Linked DNA regions of Homo sapiens: region 2 is linked to region 1. Evidence: read pairs that join two places in POLR2A ChIA-PET (ENCODE). Cell type or tissue: MCF 10A. All regions are shown on one strand. Region 1 holds the start of DENND4A (DENN domain containing 4A). Region 2 holds the start of INTS14 (integrator complex subunit 14).

Evidence for each region. ChIA-PET counts read pairs that join two places held together with the same protein. Peaks named below come from ENCODE experiments on the same cell type or tissue, not always from the same donor. Only the 100,000 strongest peaks of a DNase experiment are listed, where the experiment ranks them.
Region 2: POLR2A ChIA-PET joins it to region 1 with 22 read pairs; 14 of 35 experiments call an interaction of 5 or more read pairs at or near these places.

Annotation. Positions count from the first base shown.
Region 1 is chr15:65,791,415-65,793,914 of GRCh38, forward strand. DENND4A (DENN domain containing 4A) reads right to left here and starts at 879. Exons shown (of 33, transcript NM_001320835.1): 1 at 596-879. It overlaps LOC105370866 (a long non-coding RNA gene), which reads left to right and starts at 1,059. Exons shown (of 3, transcript XR_932372.2): 1 at 1,059-1,358. RefSeq lists a silencer at 436-765 and enhancers at 767-1,732, 956-1,575. In MCF 10A, no CTCF peak of the experiment used is centred here; DNase peaks (open chromatin) are centred at 257, 467 and 987.
Region 2 is chr15:65,610,238-65,612,737 of GRCh38, forward strand. INTS14 (integrator complex subunit 14) reads right to left here and starts at 894. Exons shown (of 12, transcript NM_001394796.1): 1 at 861-894. It also overlaps a transcript of SLC24A1 not described here. RefSeq lists an enhancer at 812-971. In MCF 10A, a CTCF peak has its summit at 1,085 (motif pointing right); a DNase peak (open chromatin) is centred at 1,004.

The sequences.
Region 1 (2,500 bases):
AAAGGGAATGGTGGTAACCAGGAACAGTTCCCTTCCCCCACCACACACCCCCCCAAAAAGACTAGAAAAAAAACTGGTCAACTTGGACGCTGGCCGCGCTCACGCAGAACCCGTGCCCGCGGGCCGGGGAAGGCTGAACAGACCCTGGGAGGAAAAGTGGGCCTGCAGGCACCCCGGGCTCCCCCCGCCGCCTGTCTCAGATACCGAGCAGGTGGGATTCCGGGAAGCCACCTCCGACTTACGTAACGGGCTTGTCAAAATCCCAGATCCAGGACCTCCCCCTCCCCGCCCCCACTCCCAAATAACAACAGCCCCAGGCCAGCCTGGAATAGAAAATCTGGAATGAAAACACAGGAGCCCCCCACGCGTCCGACGCAGAGGCGCGGGTGCTACTCTCAGCACCGCCGCGCCATCCCGGGGCGGACCGAGCCGCGGAGCACCTCCCGGATCTCAGGAGCTCTCGGGCGGAGATCTCGGCCATCCGTGCCTCCTCCCCGAACCCACCCGCCCCGCTCCCGCGCCCCCGGCTGTCACCTCTCCGGGCCGTGACAGCTCCACCTGCCACCGCTGCCCGGGTCGCCGCCCCCGCACTCACCACCCAGCTGGCTCCCGTGCGAGCAGCGGATCGAGCTCGGAGAGCGGCGCCGGAATCCCGCACGCGCGGTAGCGGAACACGAGGGGCTGAATGCCGCGGCGCTCTGAGCCCGCTTAGCTCATCCCCAGCCCGGCGCTCCGCCCTTCGCGGCACCCCCGCCCGCCCGCCCAGGCCTGCCGTCTCAGTCAGACGGGACTCCCCCTCCCCTCGCGGCCGCCACTGCCTCCGCCTCTTTCTCCGACTCTAGCCTCCGCGGCCACCGCGACCGGCGCCATCTTGGCAATGACGGAAGGGGCGGGGGCGGGAATCACGCCCGCGAGCACCAATCGAAGGCCGGATCTGGCCCGAGTGGGAGGAGAGGGCCGAGTTGAGGGTCGTGGGGTCCTAGCGCCAAACTGATAATGGGGCGGTGAAGGTGGGCGGGACTAAGTCGCCTTAGTCCGTGACGTGCGGTGTAGTTGGGGAAACGCACCGTGGTTCCCCGTCGGGTCAGGAGATCCCGAGCCCCAGGCTGGCGTGGGCGAAGCGTACAATCCCTTCACCTTTCGTCACCCAGAGGCACAAGAATCCAGTTCGCGCCAACTGACCTGTTTCTTCCTTCCTCCCCGGCACTCTGGGAGTCCTGAGATTGCCTTGCTCGGTTCGTCTCAGACTTGCTAGATCTGAGCAGCTGCTGCTCCTCCACCAAGGGTGCTCACATTCTCCAGGAAACTCCCTTAAGGGTTAGCAACCGCCGAGTAGGTTTCGGTCCCAAGATAGAAAGGTAAAGCGGGGAATTCAGGGGGTTTCTCCGAAAAGTACGTTGATGAAACAGCTATTGTTGACTGACGGGGTGTCGATTACTTTGGATTAATTGGATACGGCCTACTTAAACCTGACTGTGGCTCTCCACCATTGATGGCTGTTGACAGATGAGGTTAATAAAGCTTGATTACCCCCATGGGGTTGCTCGGGAGTTAAATTCTATAGTACCTGTGAAGTACTTAGTATAGTGCTTGAAAGTACTCAATAAATGTTAGACATTATTCCATGGACAAATGAAAGAAGAAACAGGACCCCCAAAATCCCTCTGCTTTAAAGTCAACTTTTCCTAAATTGCATAGCCTTTTACTAACCAAGTTTACAACTTTATTTCCTACCTCCAGTTCTTTCATTGTATTCATTCATTCAGTCAACAAACATCCATACAGAGGGTGCACAGTGGTGAGGGAAACAGAAAACCTTTGCCTTCAGGAAACTGCAGTTTAGTGGGAGAAGAGGGACAATAAAAAAGTACTTAAGCACATTTTAAGGGGAAACATGCTATAAAGGTTAGAAAAATAACTGAGGCCAGGCGCCTTTGCTCATGCCTGTAATCCCAACGCTTAGGGAGGCCGAGGCAAGAGGGTCAGCTTGAGCTCAGAAGTTCAAGACTAGCCTGGCAAAATGGCGAGAACCCTGTCTCCACCAAAAATACAAAAAATTAGCCGGGCGTGGTGGCGTGCGCCTGTGGTCCCAGCTACTTGAGAGGCTGAGGTGGGAGGATCGCTTGAGCCCCAGAGCCGGAGGCTGCAGTGAGCCGAGATTGTGCCACTGCACTCCAGCCTGGGTGACAGAGCAAGATTTTGCTTTAAAACAAAACAAAACAATCGAGTTGCATACTTTAAATATATGTAGTCCTCTGTATGTCAGTTAAAGCTGTAAAAAAAGACTTGTTTTTGACACAGAGTCTTGCTATGTTGCCCAGGCTGGAGTGCAGTGGCCTGATCACGGCTTACTACAGCCTCCCTCCCAGGCTCAATTGATCCTCCCACCTCAGCCTCTGGAGTAGCTGGGACTGCAGGTGCCCACCACCACACCCAGCAAATTTTTCTGTTTTTTGTAGAGACTATGTCTCACTATGTTGCCTAAGGCCGGTCTTGAATT
Region 2 (2,500 bases), 180 kb before region 1:
TGGTTCTAGTACTTGGGAGGCTGAAATAGGAGAATTGCTTGAACCCAGGAGGCAGAGGTTGCAGTGAGCCGAGATCGCGCCACTGCTCTTCAGCCTGGGCGACAGAGCGAGACTCCGTCTTGGGTGGGGGGGAATCCCTGCCCACCACAGTCTACCAATTTTGTGAGCACAACACTATGTATTCCTCACTTGGGTGGATTCTGAGCCCCCAAGTCTCCCACCCCCACCCCCTTCCCACGTGTACTGTTCAAACAACTAGGGCTCTTCTTTCTCAGGAACAGTCTGAGAAATAGGCCCTAGCCACCTATTTGGCCTTGAATACCAAGTGTCCATCAGCTAGACGTTTGTAATTCTTCCCTGAAGGTGATAATTAGCTCATTCATAAAGAACTGATTCTCAGCAGTCTCGCTCTCAAAGCAGGATTCTACCTGAATTTCTAGTGCCTCACCTGCTCTTTGGCTTTCCCGTCAGCCTCCGGGAGTCCCTCCCCAGTTCTCAGATATAATTTCATCTCTAAAAGTCCAGACTGAAAATCACATCTGGGAGATGTATTTTTACCTTAAAAATCAGTCAAGAAAATGTGGGATCTGGAAGTCTCTCTTGGAAAGAGGGGGCAGAGGGGAGCTGAGCAGAGGGCGAAATCGTGCAGTTTACGCGGAGCTGGGGACCCCGAGCCTCAGAGCGAGGGGAGGCCGGGAGCAGCGCCCCGGAACTGGCGCCTCACAGACAGCGCGGGGCGGCCGCCACGGTGGCGGGAAGGCCAAGCGCTGGCCCTGGGTTGTTCTTCACCCATAACCCCTTCACCTGTAACCCCAACAAGCAGCGAAAGGCAGTCCCGGGCCCTCGGCCTCCCCACTCACCCCGTGCCCATCGCCGGACACAGTCCGTCGGCATAAACTTTCCGTCGGCATAAACTTTCCGTCCGCGCGCCACAGCCGGAACTATAAGGCCGCGCGACAGAAGGGAATCCGGCGCCTGCACTCCGCGCTGGGCGGGGCGGTCCTTGGAGAGCTTCAGGGTCGCCCGGGCAGGGTTCTGGCTCATCCCGGAGGGACGCTAGGGGGCGCGGCCTCTCTTCGCGATGGCCAATCCGCGGCCACCCCTCTCCTCCCACAAATCCCCAACTTCTCTCGAGCCTTGGCTGGGTTTCCTGCCGTGTCTCTCTGCATTGCCCTGAATCTCTCCCCATTCTCGGGCTCTTTCCTTCCCCTTCTGCCCCACTGACCCATGGGCCTCACCTGGCCCGGTGACTCTGTGTCCGCTTCACACTTTTGTCCCCTCACTCCCCTGGGCCCCGTCGGTGCACGAGCCCAACCCTTCCTGCTATTTTCCTCGTCACTCTTTAGCCCCCTCTCTCGTATCCTCTGAACCGGTTGACAGAATCCTCTTCCTGTTCTTTTTAAACTGCAATTCCTGAACTACAAATCCTGGCCGGGCGTGGTGGTTCAGGCCTGTAATCCCAGCACTTTGGGAGGCCAAGGTGGGCGGATCGCTTCAGGTCAGGAGTTTGAGACCAGCCTGGGAAACATGGTGAAACCCCGCTCTCTACTAAAATACAAAAATTAGCCGGGCATGGTAACGAGTGCCTGTAATCCCAGCTACTTGGGAGGCTAACGCACGAGAATCTTGGGGGGAAAAACCCCAAAACTGTAATTCCTGGCTGAGGTATGCTTTGTATATCCTTCTTAGCTGACCTGAGCCCAATTTACCTCAAGACTTGGCCTCTTGGTCTCCTCAGCCCAAATGCTCACTTTATTTCCCCTATCCCCTCTTTGAGGGAAGCAGAGGGCCCTCGTTCCTCTCACCCTGGACAAGGCATGCGTGCTCAGATTTCCCTGTAAGGCAACATGGGCTCTTGCCTGCCACTCTGGCCACCTGGTGTCTCCATTGTAGTCTGTGCCTCAGTGAGGTCCTTAAGAGGGCAAGAGGTGACTTTCTTTCTAACCATGTAGGGAGCCAGGGAATCCCAGCTAGAGATAGGCTTAGATGGATGCCAGCAGGCCCCTGGGTAGTTACGGTTCAAAGAACAATGTGGAACCACATAGGTTACAAAGTGAGTACAGAAAGGCCTCTAGAAGGCCTCAGGCATTTGCCTTTTTCTTTTAGCTGATAGGATGGGGCGAGATTAGGAGATGGGACGAGGAAGGAGGATGCTTTGAACTGAACAGACAAATCTGTCTGACTTCTCACAGCTTGTTATGTGGGAGATTGTGGGGCCAGTTGCTTGTAGTTTTTTCCTGTCCCTGGGAATATCCCTGCCAGCACTGGGGCCAGGGCCCTGCAGACTGCCCTATTTGCTTCAAAACTTCTTTCCCCAACCTGGCTGATCTCACCATGTCAAGACCTAGTTATGCTTGAGCAGGCATTGGGCTCCAGGTAAGTAAGGCTGCAGCCTGATAACTTAGTCATGATTTCTAATCTTGCCCTATTGGGAGGGATGTGGCCAAGAATGTGTGGGTAAGCAAGTGTCTAGTTACCCCTAATGTGACAACGACTTAGC